Linked DNA regions of Homo sapiens: regions 1, 2 and 4 are each linked to region 3. Evidence: chromatin contacts called from ENCODE Hi-C or POLR2A ChIA-PET data. All regions are on one chromosome and are shown on one strand. Each heading gives the region's core, a stretch centred on a gene start or an enhancer-like site at or near the end of the contact. The rest is flanking DNA. Distances are from core to core; before and after follow the strand shown. Region 1 has its middle 37 kb from the start of LINC02416. Region 2 holds the start of PCED1B (PC-esterase domain containing 1B). Region 3 holds the start of SCAF11 (SR-related CTD associated factor 11). Region 4 has its middle 52 kb from the start of PCED1B-AS1.

Region 1 (5,440 bases), core at 913-3,412, 1.3 Mb before region 3:
ATTGTTCAAATGGTCACCTCTTGTATCATTTAGCTTCTGCTGCATAACAAATTACCCCAAAACTTAGTGGCTTAATATAACAACCTTTTTTTTTTTTTTATCTCATGATTCTTCAGTCCATTAAGTTAGGCTGGGTTCATCCAAGCAGTTCTGGCCAGGTTGGCTGGGGTTTGGCTGGTTGAGGGGTCTCAACTGAGATCCCTCATCTGTACTTTATGTGGTTTCTCACCTTCCAGCAGGCAATCCTGGGCGTGGTCACATGGTGACGGCATTATTCAAAGAGTGTGCTCTTTGAACACAATATAGGAAGCTGCAAGGCCTCTTGGGGCCTACGCTTGGAACTCATTCAATGCCAGTTCTGTGGTATTCTATTGACCAAAGCATGTGGCAAGGCCATCCCAGATTCAAGGTGACTCTACCCTTTTTTTTTTTTTTTTTTTGGTGAGAAGAAGTCTTGCTCTGTGGCCCAGGCTGGAGTGCAGTGGCAAATCTCGGCTCACTGCAACCTCCACCTCCCGGGTTCCAGCGATTCTCCTGCCTCAGCCTCCTGAGTAGCTGGGACTACAGGTGCATGCCACCTCACCTAACTAATTTTTGTATTTTTTAGTAGAGACAGGGTTTCTCCATGTTGGCCAGGTTGGTCTCGAACTCCTGACCTCAGGTGATCCACCCAGCTGGACTTCCCAAAGTGCTGGTATTACAGGTGTGAGCCACAGCACCCGGCCAACTCTACCTCTTAATGGGAGAAACTACAGAATATTATGGCCATTTTTACAATGTACTGTATTTCAGTAGAGAAAAACTGGGAGTAGGGAAGGAAAAAGATGGACAACTTTTACTTTTCACTTACGGAATTACGTTTTGTTTAAATTTTAAAAATTATGGATGCATATACACTACTTCTACAATAACAATAATGATAACACATTAAAATATGACTCCAAATATTTCTTGTATTATCTTAGTTACACGAGGATAATAATCTAATCCACTGATATTTTGAAGGACCCATGATTTTGAATCAAAACACCTAATTCAGGCTTTGTCTTTGAACCACCTCTAATTATAAGGCTAAATAATGGTAAATTTAATATGAAATCCTCCAGCATGGAGCTTGACACATAGCAAATGTTGGGTAAATCTGAATCTGAATGAGAAGATAGGGGCAAAAAAGATGTATGAATAATATAAAAATAACTTTAAAATCTGTTCTATTTATTTTTTGTTTTGTTTTCTGAGACAAGGTCTTGCTCTGTTACCCAGGCTGGAGTGCAGTGGTGCAATCATAGCTCACTGCAACTCCTGGGCTCAAGGGATCCTCCCACCTCAGCCTCCCAAGTAGCTGGGACCACAGGCACACACCACCAAGCCAGGCTAGTTGTCTTTATTTTTATTTTTAATAGAGACGAGGTCTCCCTGTGATGCCCAGGCTGGTCTTGAACTCCTGAACTTGAGTGATCCTCCTGTATCAGCCTCCCAAAGTGCTGGGATTACAGGCATGAGTCACTGTGCCCAGCCAAAATCTGTTCTATTAATTTAGTGTTTATAAAAACAACTTGCCAGCTTTTATTATGGCAACTTGAACTTTAATGGACAAGAAAAGAGATTTGATTTAACTTCATATACTTGCAGTTTGGACTGTTGGAGAAAATATTAACAGCATGTCCATTGCTGTAATGCAAGCTGGGAATTATAACCTAAGGCAGCATGAAGAGTGTTCTTAAATTCTAGTCCTGCAAGTCACCCATCTAATTAAGAAACCATATATCTTATGATACATGCCAGGAATTCTCCTTAGCTATATCAAGTGGAGCCTTGGGGAGACATCCACAGGAGCTATTTTTCAAAAAACCTTCTTTCTGGCTGGGTGCGGTGGCTCACGCCTGTAATCCCAGCACTTCGGGAGGCCAAGGCGGGCAGGTCACCTGAGGACAGGAGTTCAAGACCAGCCTGGCCAACGTGGTGAAACCCCGTCTGTACTAAAAATACAAAAATTAGCCAGGCATGGTGGCACCTGCCAATAATCCCAGCCACTTGGGAGGCTGAGGCAGGAGAATCAATTGAACCCGGGAGGAGGAGGTGGCAGTGAGGCGAGATCACGCCATTGCACTCCAGCCTGGGCAAAAGAGCGAAACTCCGTCTCAAAACCAAAACCAAAACCAAAACAAACAAACAACAAAACTTCCTTTTTTTAGCAGCTGCAGCACATATTAGCAAGTGGCAGAAAAGTGACCTCTTAATTTTGTTCAATAGACCCCATATTCAGTTTGTTCTTGTGCTTTTACCAGTACTTACTATTTCTCCAAATTAAAAATGGATAAATAGAAGCAATAAAAATATGTTAGAGAAATTCTTGCAGATCTTTTTTGGCTGATTTTCAATCCAGAATATGTTTTCCTAAAGTCTCACAAAGTATTTACAAGAACAGGCCTGCTATTTATTTAATGACCATTCGATGCCATCCTGACCTTTCCCAGGAAGGTCAAAGAGTAGCCTGTTATTTGAATGCCTAATTTAACTGGACAAAGGAAATTGCTTTCATAATTTCTACTTTGGCCTTCCTGATTGAACCAAATGTCAACTTTCCACACAATGTTCCCCAACAAACATTCTTATTCCTAATGCAACCAGATTAGATCAATCTGCATCTGTCTCCATTGTACCCTGGGATTGCATAAACTCTGGATACATATTTATTTTGTGGATTCATTTCCATGTTAATTGGAACGCAGTTTCCTGGAATTTCTTTTCTGAGTATGATAATCTTCTTACAGTCAGCATGATGGAAACAGCTGTGTGCTGTTTACTTTAAGGAGGATGGTGTTCCTTGCTCAGATGATCATTGGATATCCACTTTCTAGATCAAATATTGTATCTCCATTCTTTCTTATAGAATTATTAGAACATGTTAATTTATGGAGGACTTTCAAACTCAATTTTATTAGGCTACTGGTTTGGGGAGAGCATAGTACACAACAAAAATTATTGAAAAGCCATAATATTTAATTAAATCTCTGCTTTCTAAGTAGATTTTTAAAATCAACCTTATTTATTTATTTATTTATTTATTTTTGAAACAGTGTCTTGCTCTGTCACCCAGGCTGGAGTGCAGTGGCACAATCTCGGCTCACTGCAACCTCTGCCTCCTGGGTTCAAGCGATTCTCCTGCCTCAGCCTCCCAAGTAGCTGGGATTATAGGCTCGTGCCACCACGTCCTGCTATTTTTTGTATTTTTAGTAGAGACGGGGGTTCAGCATGTTGGCCAGGCTGGAAATCAACTATTTTTTAATTACAAAAGTTATATATGTAAAGTGCAGAAAATCTGGAAGTTTGACAATCCCACTATTGTTAACATTTTGATGGCTTTCTTTCATAAACACATAATAGATTTTTGTAAGATATTTTTATTCTGAGCAGATAAATACAGTATCAGTCCAAACACTTTTTCACCAGCCATCCGTCTAATCTAACTAAGGAGTTATTAGATGATAAAATAAAGCAGATTATTCAATCCAACATCAAACATGTTCTGAAGATTTACTATGTGCTCCACACTTTCTCCTCTCTGGGATGGGTGAGAAGAGCACAAAAATAAATAAGACACATCCTTGCTTTGTCAACATGATTAGCAACCAAGATAGAGTTGCTTTAGCCTCCACAGGTATATTGCCATTCCAAACACAGTCAGGCTTAATAAATAAAAATAGAATACATATTAGGTAGACAACTCAGTCTCTACCATGTCACCTGAGTTTAGCCATGCATGTCTCTTTAGGGCAACCATTTTATATATAAGAGATGTCTCAGCTTCCCTCCCTGGAAACTCTTCTCTTCCCTCTCTAGGATCAGACACATGCTCTCATCAGTACAGTTAAGGATCAGATGAGAGATGAATTGGGCTTTGTCAATTCCCATTCCCATTGTTGCTTACTATCTTATCAACAAAACTAAAACAAGCTTAAGGAAAAATGTTTCATCTATGTTAATTTTCTCTACTCCTTTTTGTCATAAAAATAAAATAAATTATTTTTCATATTGTCCCTTTCCTGTGTCCTCTTAATCTTTGTTTTTTGCACAAAATTGCAGTATGGTTTACTTTACTTTTGGGGTCCAATCCCAGGCTGAGGTCCTGACCCTTGAAATTCTTGAAAGCAGAGACACTCAACTACTGGCTGTTGTCAGATGCTGTGAGGACCTGAGCAGTTCTGGGTGAAAACCCAGATAGGGAAGTTGTTTCTCCAGTTGATGAACACACTGTAATTCTTATTTGGGACAGAAAAAAAGGTGTAGGAAGATGTTATGACTATGTAACAAATAGAAGCCTGGGCAACACAGGGAGACCACTTCTCTACAAAAATTTTTTAAAAACTCAACTGGGCACGGTGGCTCATGCCTGTAGTCCCAGCTACTCAGGAGGTTGAGTTGGGAGGATTACTTGAGCCTGGGAGGTTGAGGCTGCAGTGATCATGTCACTGTGTCACTGCACTCCAGTCTGGGTGACACAGCAAGAAGACCCTGTCCCCCAAAACAAAACAAAACAAAAACAAACAAACAAACAAAAAACTCAAATAGACCTAGAATGTATTTAAAAGGAAAAGTAGCACCAGTTGGAACTCTGATGGTCAAAAACAAAAACAAAACCCTCATCTGCCTAGGTATACACCCAAAAGAATGAAAACAGAGATTTTAATAGATACTTGAACATCAGTGTTGATAGCAGCATTACTCACCGTAGGCAAAAGATGGGAAACAACCTCACTGCTCTTTGACAGATGAATGGATAAACAAAATGTCATGTAAATATTCATCCTTAAAAATGATGAATTTTTAAAATGATGAATAGTCAGACATGTGCTATAACATGGATGAACCTTGAAAACATCATGCTAAGTGAAATAAGCCAGGCAAGAAGGGACAAATATATGGTTCCACTTATATGGGGTACCTAGAATAGACAAGTTCATAGAGATAGAAAGTTTGATAGAGGTTACCGGGGACTGAGGGACAGGGTGAATGGAAAGTTACTGTATAATGAGCACGGAGTTTGGAATGATGGAAGAGTCCCGGAAATGGATAGTGGTAATGGTTGCATACATTTTGAATGTACTTAATGTCACTGAATTGTGCACTTAAAAGTGGTTACAATGGTTTTATATTATGAATGTTCTCCATCTTAGTACCTATCAACTCTTCCTGCTTGCTACAGGCTTTCCCTTTCTACCCTTAGGCAGGCATGGCTCTCCCTGAGTCAACAATATGCAGCCCCTAGGGTGGCCACAAGCCCAGGATCCCTCCCAGCCTGAAGGAACTGTACTCATATTGCCCTGGGTTGGCAGCCTGGGTTCTCTGCTGAGTTACCCCAAAGTGGTTTCAGGACAGCACAATTATTTATTAAGTAGCTCTGGTGCTGACCTTAAGAAAAAACAGAACAACGAAAGTA
Region 2 (5,340 bases), core at 2,317-4,816, 1.1 Mb before region 3:
ACATGTGCTATTAATTTCTTGTCTCATATCTCTAATTACTTAAATCTTTGATTACAACCTGAGAAATTGTGGAAATTACAGGGCTAGAACTCCTGTGATTTCATCACCTCAAATTACTGCCTCAGGCAGATAGTATTTCCAAACCCAGCTAGACACTCACATGACCACACCCCCTTCTCAGCATACTAGATTCAGAATTATGTCAAGTGTCAAGCCACATTCTACTATCCCTTGGAGTCATTACTGAATGGTCAAAAATTCCAATGTATTATGTCATGTGGAAGAGGCCAGAGGAATATCTATCGCATCCTATTTTAAACTCCTGAGAAGGCAACTCAACCATCTGTCTTGGCAACCCATTCCAGGTTGGAACCACCCTGGCAGAAACGTCTCTCTTCTGTTTAATCTAAATCCTTCAAATAGAACCTTGAGATAATTGCATCCCATTTCATTTTCAAATAATTTGGAACACAGTTGTTTACCATCTGGGTTATAGGATTATATAATGTCACAGGGCTGTGGTGAGCAATAAATGAAATAATGCATGTAAAACGCATAGCTCAGTGTCTGGCATATAATAAAGGCTCAGTACATATTTATTATCACCATCATTACATGTGTTAGTACTCTGTCCGTCACAAGTGACATGCAACTCAAAATAATTTAAGCTAAAAAAGGGGGTGGGGTGGAAAATATAATTAAAAAGGAAGTAAAAGTATGCAGTGGCCTTCAGGTACTACCAGATCCAGGACTCAAATAACATTTACAGGACTCCTCTTTCTCTTTCTTCTCCTTTTTTTTAAGACAAGCTTTCAAAGCATAAAAGGCAGGACAGCAACCAGCAGATTCAGTTGGGGTAAACCGTTATCTTAACCACTTTGAATAGGTTCCCTGTTCATCAGTTCATTTATCAAAAATTTATTGAATGTGTTAAGCAGGGTTCTGAGAGCTGAGAATACAGCAATACACAAAACAGATAAAACTGCTATCCTCTTGGAATTTACCTTCTAGTGGAAAGAGGGAATCTGTTAGAAGGAGAAGGGATGCTAGAAAGATAAAAATGTTATCCTCCACAAAATAAGGTCACGTCTTATACCTTAAGATCAACTCTTATCTTTCTTTCCTCCCAGCTAGTAAACTCAATCCTTTTACAACGTTCTTCCCTTTCACAAACATGTGAAATCCCCCAAATCAGGTCTTCAAATGGATAAATAGCCTTGTCTATGGATTTTGAGTGCATTTAGTTTACTTTTGCTGTGTAATCTCTGCATAATGTTTCTACAATATGCCTGTAGTTATAATAATATAACCTTCCTGTTTCCATTTTTTTGAATCACTTATTCTTTTTAGACTATTTTTGCATTAAATACAGGTCTTTCTTCTGCCTTCATGGTTTCCTTAAAATACGATGTTAATTAGTAAAATCCTGCAAAAACCTGGTCATTTATTAGTCATTTAAAAAATATTCCTCTGAGCGATTTTAATTCTATTCCTCTGTATTAACTATTCTAACTCTATAAAATTGAAGTCCTGGAGACCAAGCTTTTGAGAATCCCAGGAAGTGTGGCCTAATACTAGAAAATCTCAACTTCTGCCTCTCCCCTTTAAGTACACAGTAAGAAATGCTTGCATGAAGCATTTTAGGCTGTGTTCTTATGATAAAATTCAACTTTCATGAAATAAATTAATCTGAATCAAGTTGTCCTCATCTGAAAATGCCTAGATTTATTAGTGCTAGCCCGGCTTTATTCCACAAACAATTCTATTTAAATTAGGTGTTGGTCTAACAAATCTGCCTGACCACAGCAATGACTCACGGACCATGTAGGAAACAACTTTCACTAAATTCAAGATTGCTCAAGTGAAAAGGTGCGCGGGGGAGGGGAGGAAGAGTTGGTTGTCCTCATCATTTTTATTTTTAAGTAATATTACAAGTTATCTATCCTGCCCCAACTGTTTCCTCAATTTGGTTGCTTTTCATTCCACTGTGGTTGGCATCTTTTGTCAAGGCAGTAATTTATTTCTTTTAATCCGGATATAATGGCCAAATGGGCGATCTGACTCACTCAAATCCCATCGTTAAAACTTATCTTGGAATTAAACAAAAATGGATTTTTAATCGTAGAGCTCATCAGCCTCATAGTCTCCACCTCATTTCTGAATGGCCTTGTTCGGCTTGCACCTTCTGTGCTTGCTGAACCAAAGCGCGCTGGTCGGCCGCGGCATCTCCGGAAGGGATGAAGAGCCTCCGCGCACACGCCCCTTACTTCCCTGTCCCGCACGCGCCACGAGCACGCTTGCAAAAGACGGGGAGGTGGCGGGGACAGAGACAGAGGAAATGAGAGAGAGAGAACGAAAGAGAAAGGAGAGAGAGGGAGAGAGAGAGGGAGAGAGAAGAGGGGAAGGAGAAGAGAGAAAAAAGAAAAAAAGGTCTGCTCTGGGATTATTATTATTATTTGGGTTAATACTCTTATCTTTGCATTCCAGCCGGAAGGTCGGCTCCAAGCCTTCTTTCCTGCCCTCCTCCTTCTTGAATTGGACACCATCCCTGTTGCCGCCTCCTGAGTCAGGAAAGGGATAGAACTTTCCCAGGGAGGTGAGGGGTGTCCCCGTGGCGATTTCCCGGTTACTTCCTCCCAGCAGATATCCCTGTGGAGAGGAAACGTTCCCGACTTCCCTCCCCGCGACCTCCTCCCTAGAAACGAGCGGAGACGTCAGGCTGCTTCTGGGTTTATTTTGTAAACCCAGACAGTCAACTGCACTTGGCGCAGGCAAAGCCTCCTTGGCCCTTGCCCCAAAGCAAAGCTCTAAGAGGTCCGGGGATTCCTTGGCCTGGGTGGGGAGAGAGACGTGACCTGTGCGGCCGCCGCGAAGTGGGTCTCCAAGGGTGAGACCCCTCCCTCGGTGGCTGGGCGTGTCCCCTTTAGCCTTCCTGGACCCCATTACCGCCCGGCTTGGAGCTGGACGAAGGGACGTAATTGGTAGGCGAGTGGGTTGGGCATCTTGACTCAAGGACCAGAGTCTGGGCCTCTGGTGTGGACCCCTGCCCCCTCCCCGCTCTGCGCGGCCGTTCTAGAGGTCCGGGTGGGAGCTGGAGGAGGAAAGCGGGAGGAGGCGGCGAGGCCGCGGGGCGGTATGAGGGGGCGCCGGCCGCCTCTCGGATTGGCTGCGCCGCCGCCCCCTCCGCATCGCGCGCCCCCCACCACGCGCCCAGCCTGCTCCCTCCCGCAGGCTCCGAGCTGCTGCCCGCAGGAGGCAGGACGCGCAGGGGTGGGACCGGCGCCCCAGCCCGTCTCCCGGCCCCGGGCGCGCGGGAACCCCGGGTCCTGCAGCCTCCCGAGTGCGGAGAGGCGGGGCCGCCCGCTGCCGCCCGGCTGCCTGCGCCCCCTCCCGCGGCCCCGGCTCTGGGAGCGGGGCGCCCCGCGCGCGGGCACACGGCGGCCAGAGCGCCGAGGCGGTACCTTCAGCCTGCAATGAGAGGAACCCGGGAGAGCCCCCGGGAGCCAGCGAAGAGCTTGGCTGCTGCGTCCAGGGCTGCTGCTGCCGCCGCGGCTGCTTGAAACTCCTCAAAGTTGAGAGCCGGCTAGAGGGTGCCGCCCGCCGGGAGCCGGAGGGAAAGGAAGTCGGAAGGTGCAAGAGTGACAGACACGGACAGACGGACGCGCAGACCTTCGGAAGGCACTGCGTAGGCAGCCTCCCCGGAGCCCACGAGGCTCCCCAGCACCGTGAGTTTTTTCCTGGATGGGTGGTTGCTAAGTATTTCCGTTTAATTGTTTGTAGCGTACGTTTGCGTATAGTTGTGTCTGTTGGAGGGAGTTTAAAACAACAACAACAACAACAACAACGCAGGATGCACCTTAGGAAAAAATTGAGTTTCTGATGGTGGGTGAGACGGTGGGTTGTATGGAGAGAATGTGACTGTACATTTTTATAAGCAGGACTAACCCAGGAAAGAGGAAAAAATACATTTAACAGTGAAGAGGCAACACAGAGCTCCCTATTGTGAAATAAAACCCATTTCAAAAGTTATTGGAAAGAAAGTAAGGTATGGCTCTTATGGGTTAACTAGTGGTAGTCAGTTTCTGCTTTTTACTCCCTCTGAATTATTAATTGTTTGCCAGGTTCACTGGTGGGAGGCTGAGCCGGTGGAAAAGACACCGGGAAGAGACTCAGAGGCGACCATAATGTCGTTACGTGTACACACTCTGCCCACCCTGCTTGGAGCCGTCGTCAGACCGGGCTGCAGGGAGCTGCTGTGTTTGCTGATGATCACAGTGACTGTGGGCCCTGGTGCCTCTGGGGTGTGCCCCACCGCTTGCATCTGTGCCACTGACATCGTCAGCTGCACCAACAAAAACCTGTCCAAGGTGCCTGGGAACCTTTTCAGACTGATTAAGAGACTGGACCTGAGTTATAACAGAATTGGGCTTCTGGATTCTGAGTGGATTCCAGTATCGTTTGCAAAGCTGAACACCCTAATTCTTCGTCATAACAACATCACCAGCATTTCCACGGGCAGTTTTTCCACAACTCCAAATTTGAAGTGTCTTGACTTATCGTCCAATAAGCTGAAGACGGTGAAAAATGCTGTATTCCAAGAGTTGAAGGTTCTGGAAGTGCTTCTGCTTTACAACAATCACATATCCTATCTCGATCCTTCAGCGTTTGGAGGGCTCTCCCAGTTGCAGAAACTCTACTTAAGTGGAAATTTTCTCACACAGTTTCCGATGGATTTGTATGTTGGAAGGTTCAAGCTGGCAGAACTGATGTTTTTAGATGTTTCTTATAACCGAATTCCTTCCATGCCAATGCACCACATAAATTTAGTGCCAGGAAAACAGCTGAGAGGCATCTACCTTCATGGAAACCCATTTGTCTGTGACTGTTCCCTGTACTCCTTGCTGGTCTTTTGGTATCGTAGGCACTTTAGCTCAGTGATGGATTTTAAGAACGATTACACCTGTCGCCTGTGGTCTGACTCCAGGCACTCGCGTCAGGTACTTCTGCTCCAGGATAGCTTTATGAATTGCTCTGACAGCATCATCAATGGTTCCTTTCGTGCGCTTGGCTTTATTCATGAGGCTCAGGTCGGGGAAAGACTGATGGTCCACTGTGACAGCAAGACAGGTAATGCAAATACGGATTTCATCTGGGTGGGTCCAGATAACAGACTGCTAGAGCCGGATAAAGAGATGGAAAACTTTTACGTGTTTCACAATGGAAGTCTGGTTATAGAAAGCCCTCGTTTTGAGGATGCTGGAGTGTATTCTTGTATCGCAATGAATAAGCAACGCCTGTTAAATGAAACTGTGGACGTCACAATAAATGTGAGCAATTTCA
Region 3 (5,397 bases), core at 2,509-5,008:
GCCTCAACCTCCTGGGCTCAAACGATTCTCCCACCTCAGCCTCCCAAGTAGATGGACTACAGGTGTGTGCCACCATGCCCAGCCACCACTGGTTTTTAAAAAAATTCCTGCAAACTATTTTTTCCTCACGTGGATATTGTATATTTGGTCATGTTTTCCTTACATGAATTTTAAAATTTACATCACCCCTTTTTGTTGAGACAGGGTCTCGCTCTGTCACCCAGGCTGGAGTGTGGTGGTGTGATCACAGCTCACTGCATCCCTGACCTCCCAGGCTCAAGCAATCCTTCCAGTGCACGCCACCACAGCTGGTCATTTTTTTAATTTTATTTTTAGTAGAAACTAGGTCTCACTATGTTGCTCAGACAGTATGTCCTTTGAATTCACACATTTTTATTGCCATAAAAATGCCAGAGATCATTAAAATAAAAATGTCCTCTTATAGAAACTAAAGACCAAAAAGTTAGGTGATTTATTCAAAACTGAAAAGGTGTTAAGTGACAGTATTAGAACCATGTTTTTCTTTTTTTTCTTTTTCTTTTTTTTTTTTTTTGAGATGGAGTCTTACTCTGTCACCCAGGCTGGAGTGCAGTAGCGCCATCTCGGCTCACTGCAACCTCCGCCTCCCAGGTTCAAGTGATTCTCCTGCCTCAGCCTCCTGAGTAGCTAGTAGCTGGGATTACAGGCACATGCCACCATGCGGGCTAATTTTTGTATTTTCAGTAGAGATGGGGTTTCACCATGTTGGCCAGTCTGGTCTCGAACTCCTGACCTTAAGTGATCCAACCACCTCAGCCTCCCAAAGTGCTGGAATTACAAGCATGAGCCACCATGCCTGGCCAGAACCATGTTTTTCAATCCAGTATATTTACAGCATGATTTCCTCCCTTAATTTGAACTTGATATTGTATTCTATTTATAAGTTAAATTAAAATAGCAGTTATTTCTGAAAAAGCTCCATCAAAATCAATACGTTGATTACCCATTTTTAAACGTGCCACTGTGGGTTTCTGTTGCTATGTGACAGGACTGATATTTTAAGTGCCTGGTAAAGTGCAACACACCAAGTGGACATTCAGTTTAAGGCTGTTTTATGATGCATATCATTTGTGCTTTTTACAGTTAAAATCAAATCTAAAATGTTGACAATGATGGTTCATATATCAACTTTACTCCTCCATTTTATAGCCCATCTTTTATTGATTTAGAACTCTGTACCTCTTTATTATATTGTAAATTTAAAAAATATGAAAACATCAGAGAGAATAATAAATCTTTACATCCAAACATAATAAGGAGGATGCTGCATATACAGAAATACACATGAACTTTTCTCTGGAAAGAATGGCCTATTACAAACCACCACTCTCTTCTATTTGCACATGAAGGTAGAAACCACAGTGGCATTAAGAGCATTTTTCCTTAAGACATGCTCACATGATATCTAGGAGGCCAACAGTAAGAACGTGAAAACTTAATTCTCTGCTAGGAAACAAATACATCAAAAGATCTGGTATTTTTAGTTTTGATGAAACTATACTGTTATTATCAATTTAAAATAGTTTTCTATTTGGCAGATTTTATCATTTGGGCTTAAATTTTGAGAAAAAACACTTTCCTAAAACAAAACTGAGATTTTTAAAAATATATTTAGATTTTAAATATATATAGATTTTTTAAAATATAAAACATACACAGAAGCATGTTGCACCAGGAGTCCATATCAGGAGTTACACTCTCTAGAGTGAATCCTAGAGATTGTATACATAAAAAAGCTACACCCTTATTCTGTTGGATGGCTCATAAATGTTGATCTGGTTATAGCTTTCCACACTAATTTTCACTATTTCTCTTAACAATCATCCTTTATAATCATTCTTTATATCCAAATAGTATATATCCTTTACTATTTGCTCTGATTTTGACAGGGAAAGGTCCTTCATAAGAATTTTGTTGTTCCATCAGAAGAAAGCATTTTAACGCCTCTAGCTCATTTTCCCCTCAAATATCCCAAATACAGTAAAGCCACCTAAATTCCCAAACCCCATATCAAAAACAGTACACTGAAAAACTCCAAAGACTTTGACAGCGACAAGACCGCCATTCATGTGTTCCTTCAGCAAGTGCCAGACGCTGTTATGAAAGTGATAAGACACTGTCCCAATCCTCACAGTGTGAGACAGTGAGCAGACTCAACAGAATGCATAGGATGAAAGTGCCAGAAAAGCGACGTCCTCAGGGCGGGAGCAGGGGACGCCGCAACGTAGTCTGCGAGAATGCAGGAAGGCGGCAGTGAAGCGGTCGGTCGGCGGGGCCGCGGCAAAGTGGGGAGGAAACTCATCCCGGGCAGGCGTCAGGGTGGCTGGAGAGCGCAGCACGCGCGAACAGAACGGGGGCAGGCGACAGGAAAACGTGTGAGCGCGCGGCTGAAAGCGACTGGGACCTGGGTGAGCCGCGCGCGGGGAGCAGAGCTTAGTCCTGCGGGAGCCGCAAGCAGGACAAGGGCGTGGGTGGGAGGACTGGAAGGTCAGCTGGTAGATGGGGGACACTGAGGGCAGGCAGAGCAACCGGAAGCTTGCTGCAGTCGACGAGAAGAGAAACTAGGAGGTTAAATAATCAGTGACTTTGAAAAAGTCAAAATACCTCCGAGGTAAAACAAAACATTTAACAACCCGCCGGGGGAAAAAGTGGAGGATGGCACACACGTCACTATCTAACCACAACGCGGAGGCCTTTTAAGTAAATAATGATAAAGTTTTTGTTGTTGTTTGAGACAGGGTCTCGCTCTGTCGCCCAGGCTGGAGTGCAGTGGAACGATCTCGGCTCACTGCAACCTCCGCCTCCCGGGTTCAAGCGATTCTCCCACCTCATCTTCCCGAGGAGCTGGGACCGCAGGTGCGCGCCACCACGGCCGGTTAATTTTATTTTTTGTAGAAACGAGATCTTAATACGTCGCTCAAGCTGGTCTCGAACTGCTGAGCTCAAGCGATCCGCCAGCCTCGGCCTCCCAAAGCGCTGGGATTACCGGCGTGAGCCACCGCGCACCTGGCCCAAATTTAATTTTGTGATGTGGGGTTAAGACATGGGAAAGCCCCTAGGCTCGGGGAGTCAGGCGGGAAAGCTCTCCCCCTGGCATCTAAAAAAATGCCCACCAGAAAGGAGGAAAGGTGGGCTTCCAAATTGCCGACTCTTCACTCCACAGGCTGCATTTCAGGTGGGCAGCGCAGCCAGGTGAACACTCAATCCACCGCAAACATGCGGACACTCTTTTCAATATCAGATTACCATAAAGATAAGGAGCACACCCTGCGCAAAATCCTTCCTGTCCAGTTCCCTTAAAGCCTCTTTCATTGTCCTCCGCGACGCAGCCTGTAAAACTGCCAAAGGAGGGCAGAGGCCAAAGTCCACGCGCTGCGCATGCGCACCATCCGCAGTGTGGGCGAAGGGCGGTGCTGGAAGGACGTTTCCCAGAAGGCCCCTCCAGCGCAGCTGCCCTTCCTCCCGCTCACAGGCCGCGTGACGTGACTCCACCCACCACGCTTCTCGGTCTCAAACAGCAGTTTGCCAGCGCCCCCCTGCGGCCCAACTGGGTACTACGAACATGCACTCAGGGCCAGAGCGAGCGAGTAAGCAGAATGTGGCGAGTCCGGCTGCCGCCGTCGTCACCTTAGCGCGCCGACAGCGAGGGAAGGGAGGAGGAGGGAGACGCGCAGGGAGGGGAGGGGAGGGAGGAGGCTAGACAAGGCGGGGGAAGGGGGAGTAGCGGTGGCTTAAGCCGCGCGGAGCAGCGCAACCTGGGTCGCTCCCTGCTTCGCCGCCGCCTCCGGACCGAGCCAGCGGAGTCAGTGTCCTAGAGACCCTGTAACACCACAAAGCGGACGAAGGAGTCCATGTTGGGGAACTTGGCAGCGGAGTGACTGGGACCTGGGAACCTACTGTGGGGCCGCGGCCGGACCGAGCGCCTCGACCTCGGTCTGAGGTAAACACTGGTCGACCCGCGGGGTGGATGGGCTTGGGCAGCTGTCTGGGAGAGACGAGGGTTAGCGGCCGGCGCAGAGCGCTGGAGCGGGCCTAGGGCGACGCGAGGGCTGACAAAGTTTCGGAATCTCGCGCGGCCCGTGCGACGTCGTGCGCTGGGAGGAAAGTTGGAGCTACCTCTCGAAGTGGGGGAGGCTGCGGCCGGGAGGGCCCCTTTCCCTCTCGCTGCCCCGCGAGGGAGGCTCGGCCCGGCCCTGGGCCGCCGCCGCCTCTCTGTCGCACTCTGTCCCATTTCCTCCTTGTGGCCTACGCGTCTCCCGCCGCCTTAGCTGGCGAAGCCTGTCCCCGTCCGGGTGCAGGGTCCTACGGGGGGGGGGGAAGGGGCTCCACGCCAGAACCGCCACAGACACCCTCCTCCCTGCAGTGGAAACGTGTCCTGCTGAGCTTCCGGGCGCTCCCGACCGCGGTGTCGGCTTTTCTTGGGAGACTTTGGTCGCGAGCGTCCAAGCCCGCTAGTGAAACCAAACTTTACTACGCCGTGACCTCTCGAGTGCGCGAATGGGGAAGAGCCGGCGCTTCTAAGCATCAGCCTTTTTCACTCCTTGATCTGAACTTCAAACTACTCATCCACCCCCAGTGTTTTAAATTCGCTACCTGGGCTGACAACTACGGGGCCGGGAGATATAAATTTAGCCTAATCAGTCGCCCCTTCTGAGACCTAGGAATTTTGAACCATTAAAAAGATTTCCTACAGATGGCTGGCGGTCTTGCCACCAACACGTATTTTGAAGTATTGTTTCAAAAGTAGACGCCTGATTTAGAGTACTTGATTTAGACATTCACGGATTCAAATGTTGAATTTTGAAATACTTCCAATATATTTCCGTATTGTATTACATACAGTGTCTACCAGCTGACTGTTGTTCATTCATTTTGGATTACATTTTGGCTAACATGCTACCACTGACCTAAGATACTTAAGCAAAACTGCTGAAAAATGTTTTTAATGCTTTGTGTAGTAGATGCTGATGTTAAATTTTTTTCTCCGATTTGGGAATTTTCCCCGAATTTTGGGAAAAGCATATTAATAAATGCATTATTTTTTCGTTTTAAAAGAAAAATTAATTTCTACATATCACCACCTACCTCAGCAGCAGAATATCAGGGCAGTACATTTTAAAATAACGGTTGGTTTTTGTATTTTATTAGTAATTGTATTAAAATTTTGACATGTAATCAAGTCTGTTTCTAAACAATTGCTTTCTCTTTCCTGTTTCTTTGGCAGTTGGCTTGATCATGTCACTATTTTGGTTAAAAGATGCAAGAAAAAGTTCATGGGCCTTTTGTTTTTGTTGTTTTAACTAAGCAAGAGAAATGAAATCTTGAAACTGTCTTTGGATTTCTTTTGTTTTATATTAT
Region 4 (5,071 bases), core at 1,072-3,571, 1.3 Mb before region 3:
GGCATAATTCATTCAGTAAGTATTTAAGGAGTGCCTACCCTATGCCAGGTCTGTGCTGGGCACTGGGATTCTGAGATGAACTAAATATGGTCCTTTCTTCAAAGTGTTCATAACTTAAAGGCAGAGACAAAGAAGAAAATGCACAATTAAAATTCTGTAGAGAAGAGGGGACTCAGAAGGGCATCTAACTTGGCCAGGATGAGAGAATAGGGGTGAAGCAGGGCAACTGAGAAATATTACCAAGAGTAAGTGACTCTTGAGTGGGTAAAGGGGAGAGAGGAGCTTCATGCAGCGATACCCCCCATTCAAAGGCATGAAGGCAGGAGAAGGCTCCCCTGAGTCAGTGGTAGCCATTAGTTCGGGGTTGGGGAAAAGAGGTGAAGAGATTCAGACTAAGAAGTTAGGTACAGAATAGATGGTGCTGGGCTTTGCACTTGAGCTTCACACTGAAGGCAGTAGGGAGCCCATGAAAGATTCTGCATTTTCTCTGGTTTGTGATCCAGGAGGGGTAGACAGGAGCTGGACAGAGGGCAGTCTATGCCAGATAAACCTGGACCAGGATCAAGGCAGAGCATTGCAGAGGAAAGGACAGATATGAGTAGCCATTTAAGGTGAATCAAATATGTTTTGTTTTGTTTGTTTGTTTGTTTGAGACGGAGTCTCGCTCTGTCGCCCAGGCTGGAGTGCAGTGCGTGATCTTGGCTCATTGCAAGCTCTGCCTCCCGGGTTCACGCCATTCTCCCTCCTCAGCCTCCCGAGTAGCTGGGATTACAGGCACCCGCCACCACGCTTGGCTAATTTTGTTTTTGTATTTTTAGTAGAAATGGGGTTTCACTGTGTTAGCCAGGATGTTCTCGATCTCCTGACCTCGTGATCTGCCCGCCTGGGCCTCCCAAAGTGCTGGGATTACAGGCGTGAGCCACCGCGCCTGGCCGATCAAATATGTTTTAAATGTAGATAATCTTACTTGCAGGGAAGCCCAGGCAGAAAAACTGGAGAAAAGAAAAACATGCCTCATTCCCTTCCTATGACATCCTGTTGTGTCTGAGCTTTATTACTACAAGGTGGGGACACAGACTTTTCTAATGATAGTGGGCTATTTAGCACTTAACTTTAATCAGACCTGGTGCTGAGGCACTTTACATGGAAGGGGATCAGAATATGCCACCCCAAAATATGCCACTTTAGTGTAAGGATTATTTTCAGCTGGAAGCAATTGAGAATCAACAGATGCAGAAAGAGTTCTTTCCTCTCCCCTTATCTGACTAAAAGCAGGGCACAAATTTGCCTTTGTGAAGGTGTTTCCTCTGTGCCAGTAAGGGAAGAACAACCCATCACCAGAGTCTAACCACTTCTTTGAGTTTCACTCCTTTTTTGTGAACTCCTGTGCATGTAAATATTAATAAAAATTTTGTGTCTGCTCTTTTGTTAGTCTGTCTTTTGTTAGGTTAATTTGCACGCCCCCAGCAAAAGAAGAGAGTAGAGGAAAAATTTTTCCTCCCCAACAACATACATCATCTCACTGAACCCTTATCCCTCTTAGTGCGGAAGGTACATACCCCATTTTTTAGATCCAAAAACAAAACTAAGGGATGTTAAGGGGCTGGTCCAAGGTCACGTAGCTAACAGGTGGCAGAGCTGGGATTTGTACCCATGCCTACACGACCACACAGCCTGAACATCCAGCAACTATCCTGCAATTCCAGTGTGTAGGAAACACAGTCTAACAGAGTTAGCAGACAGGGATTGGAGCAGCGTAAAATCCATATTCTAATTCTAGCCCCATTACTATCAACAAAATATTAATCATGTAAATATTTGTGTTGTTCTTTATAGTTCTGATAATAAAGTCATTGCTTCAGTGGTATGACCTTGAGTAAATCGTGTAACCCATCTGTGTCTTAATGTTTTCCCATGAATCAGCACATGGCTTTTAAATTCTTACTATGTTTTAAGTCCTATTCTAATTGGAAGACTGTAATCTTTTATTTTGTTTGAAATAAAATAGCAATGATTTTCACCCTCTTTGTGAGCCCACAAACAAAACAGTAGATATTTAAATTCTGTGGTTACAAGAAAATAAAACAGAAAGAAGTCCTTTCAGTTCTGCTAAATGCAAAATGAACATATATGCAGGCCAGGTGGGGAAGAGATGGGCTGCATTTTTGTCTTGGGCATTAACCAATGTAACTAAGTGGTCAATTGCTATAATTTGAAACAGGAAGGGAAGCAGAAGAACTCCTGTTGATGCTGTTATTTTAAGTAGGTGCATGGTCTATCCTTATCTGGGTAACTTGACTGTCTCAGGCTTGACTAAGCTGCAAGTTCCAAGTTGGTCATATTAACACTGTTTACCTAATCTCAAAGCTCTGAGTGGTCACCGAGGGAGTCCCTAGGAGAGTCATTGTTGATAGAGAGGGTGAGGAGGGAGTAAACTGTAGTTCCCCAGGCTTTTGGACAAGGCTTTTGTTGAGGGGATTCAGAGAATGGTGGGAGCAGAAGAGAGCCAGTGGAATGGAGACAGAGCTGAGGTGGGGAAGAAAGATGGAGCAAGACATAGCAGCTGCTGGCCAGGCACGGTAGCTCATGACTGTAATCCCAGCACTTTGCGAGGCCAAGGCAGGTGGATCACCTGAGATCAGCAGTCCGAGACCAGCCTGGCCAACATGGTGAAACCCCGTATCTACTAAAAATACAAAAAAACTAGCTGGGCGTGGCGGCGGGCGCCTGTAAACCCAGCTACTTGGGAGGCTGAGACAGGAAGAGGTTGCAGTGAGCCAAGATTGCGCCATTGCACTCCAGCTTGGGCGACAAGAGTGAAACTCCATCGCAAAAAAATAAAACAAACAAACAAAACGACATAGCAGCTGCTGCAGGAGAGAAATTTCAAAAAGTGGTGATGAGACATTTAGAAAGGTTTGGGTGTATGATATGTAAATTTCTCTTTCGTCTACAAACAAAATTGCAACAAAACTCTGCCTGGTTAAATGTTGTGCTGGTTATTTGACTGTTTGCCTCCAGATCCATCCTTTGTGTCTGCTCTGTATGTCTGACTGTTGCAAGCTATGATACCCAGGCTCTCTTGACCACCTGTTTTAGCCTCACTTAACCAGCGAGAGGTACTGTTGGAGATTGGAGGTTGGGAGGAAAGGGGAAGCCAAAGTATTTCTTGTCCTCTTTTTCTGCCATGGGAGGCATATCTGGCAGTAGCTGCCCTCCTCTGTGGCTCCAGCTCTTGCCTGAATATTTCTGTTATAATGCTAGTGTCTATCAAGGGACCCCCAGATCCTTCCTTTGTCTCTCCAGTCTTAAGGGTGGGTGGTGGCTTCCCACTTGCTAATCTTTGGGATGCCTCATCTACCCTAGTGACTATTTTAGCTCCTCTAACACCTTTATAATTAATTCTTCGTATTTAATATCTTCTATTTAATAACCTGATGGGACCCTGATCAATACAGAGGAGACGTACCTTTTTTCCTCTCCTGGTTTCTATAACGAGGGAGTTCTCCAAGCACATGTTTTGTTTCCCTTAGCCCTTTTATTCATCCCACCCCTAGGGCTCTGGAGTGAGTAATTGGATGGTAATTTTGGAAGAATCGCTGAGCATGTTGGGTCAGCTTTGCTGCTTCCTATTAGGAGTGGGCATTCCAAGAATGCACAGTATCTCTCTGTATTGCAAGTCTTGCCTGGGCAGGCCTGCTCTAGCCTAGCAAATGCCTGACTATGGGCAAGTCTGTCTGATTTTAGCCCACTTGACCACCAGACCTAAAACCTAGTCTTCTAGCCTGGCCTCTGCCGGTAACAAAGGTGATCCCCATTTGCTCTACCTTTGTTTTATTTCTTCAACTTGTTCAGGATGCAAGTGAGCAAGAAGAGTGCCATTTATTGTGGCTCCCTCCTTCAGAGACTTTAACATTATTCATCAATTCTTTCGGAACTGGATTTATGATTTTTTAAATATGCTATAGTAACAGAGAAGGCCTAAAGGTAGGGGTGTGTGGACTGAGCTGGTGAGACAATGCTTCCCTCCTTAGCAATTTCTGGGACTCGCCAGTTGATCCCACATGTGTCCATGGATCAGCCCTGCTTATTGCTTACTTCCCAACTGCACTCTGTCTCACCTAACAGGACTACAGTGGTGCCATTGAGCTAGAATATTATTCTCAATGGCCAGATGCTTTAACCAAAATTAATGTCTGCTCATGCAGTTGGAATCCTACCATATGATGTTGCTGTTGGAAGTAAAGGCCTGCTGTACTTCAGTGTCAGTAAGATTGACTTCCAGTTGTTTCCTTATGATTCCTGAAACCACTGTCATCCCTAGCTCCCAAGGCAAGACCTTCCTCCCTCGTGCAGAATTCTTCCATGGTCATCCCCATCATTCTTCCTGTAATCTGGCTGCTTTGGAACCACCTGGCATGATTTGAACACAAGCATACATGTCTAGTCCCCTCAGATGTATGTGGTTCAGATTTTTTCTCCCTAGGAGCGCCTCAGATTCTATATAACTCAGGGGCTCAACGTATATACCAGGGGAGGGTTGTCCCTACACTGCGCTCTCCAGAAGCATCAAGTCTCAGCTATAACCTCGTGTCTATATATATATATATATATAGTATATATATTTTGTTTTTTTGAGACAGAGTTTCACTCTTGTTGCCCAAGCTGGAGTGCGATGGCGCAATCTCAGCTCACTGCAACCTCCACCTCCCAGGTTCAAGCGATTCTCCTGCATCAGCCTCCCAAGTAGCTGGGATTACAGGCACGTGCCACCATGCCCAGCTAATTTTTTTGTATTTTTAGTAGAAATGGAGTTTCACCATGTTAGCCAGGTGGCCAAGATCACGCCATTGCACTCCAGCCTGAGCAACAAAAGTGAAACTCTGTCTCAAAAAAAAAAAAAGGCATATTTCTTCAGTTGTATTTGAATACCACGATGGGGTCAGGATTCTGGGACAAGAAGTAGCCAAACTGAGAAACAGATTAGGACCCTGCTGCCGAGGATGTACTTCAGCCCCAAGCATGATGGAATTGATGGAATTGAGGTCATTTATAACAATCCTACACAGAA

Evidence for each region. A loop is a pair of places that touch in the nucleus more often than their neighbours do. ChIA-PET counts read pairs that join two places held with the same protein, here RNA polymerase II (POLR2A). Pooled maps may share reads with other maps.
Region 1: a map with no recorded cell type shows a loop between it and region 3 (8-fold over the local background). The contact joins the enhancer-like site here to the promoter of SCAF11 in region 3. A Hi-C loop is called at or near these places in 9 of 37 single-sample maps with no recorded cell type and 5 of 50 pooled maps.
Region 2: a loop to region 3 is called in a map of PC-9, with 7 times the contacts of the local background. The contact joins the promoter of PCED1B here to the promoter of SCAF11 in region 3. A Hi-C loop is called at or near these places in 3 of 168 maps with a recorded cell type or tissue (CD8-positive, alpha-beta T cell, PC-9 and naive thymus-derived CD4-positive, alpha-beta T cell) and 10 of 50 pooled maps. POLR2A ChIA-PET finds 5 or more read pairs at or near these places in 3 of 52 experiments (A549, PC-9 and activated naive CD4-positive, alpha-beta T cell).
Region 4: a pooled map shows a loop between it and region 3 (8-fold over the local background). The contact joins the enhancer-like site here to the promoter of SCAF11 in region 3. A Hi-C loop is called at or near these places in 1 of 37 single-sample maps with no recorded cell type and 6 of 50 pooled maps. POLR2A ChIA-PET finds 5 or more read pairs at or near these places in 1 of 52 experiments (CD4-positive, alpha-beta T cell).

The regions. Positions count from the first base shown.
Region 1 is chr12:47,314,018-47,319,457 of GRCh38, reverse strand. No RefSeq gene overlaps it. Among named protein-coding and RNA genes, the nearest start is that of LINC02416, 37 kb to the left of the region's middle. Within about 2 kb of position 2,162, at least 4 of the 41 ENCODE cell types and tissues checked have a DNase peak (open chromatin) inside an H3K27ac peak, as active enhancers do.
Region 2 is chr12:47,077,847-47,083,186 of GRCh38, reverse strand. PCED1B (PC-esterase domain containing 1B) reads right to left here and starts at 3,566. Exons shown (of 4, transcript NM_138371.3): 1 at 3,462-3,566. It overlaps AMIGO2 (adhesion molecule with Ig like domain 2), which reads left to right and starts at 3,228. Exons shown (of 3, transcript NM_001370299.1): 1 at 3,228-3,725; 2 at 3,939-4,045; 3 at 4,122-5,340. The coding sequence starts at 4,185.
Region 3 is chr12:45,988,935-45,994,331 of GRCh38, reverse strand. SCAF11 (SR-related CTD associated factor 11) reads left to right here and starts at 3,758. Exons shown (of 15, transcript NM_004719.3): 1 at 3,758-3,979. RefSeq lists enhancers at 2,645-2,844, 3,325-3,394, 3,405-3,604, 3,323-4,036, 3,845-4,054 and 1 more and silencers at 3,725-3,774, 4,115-4,214, 4,615-4,684.
Region 4 is chr12:47,266,326-47,271,396 of GRCh38, reverse strand. No RefSeq gene overlaps it. Among named protein-coding and RNA genes, the nearest start is that of PCED1B-AS1, 52 kb to the right of the region's middle. RefSeq lists enhancers at 1-601, 2,942-2,991. Within about 2 kb of position 2,321, at least 3 of the 41 ENCODE cell types and tissues checked have a DNase peak (open chromatin) inside an H3K27ac peak, as active enhancers do.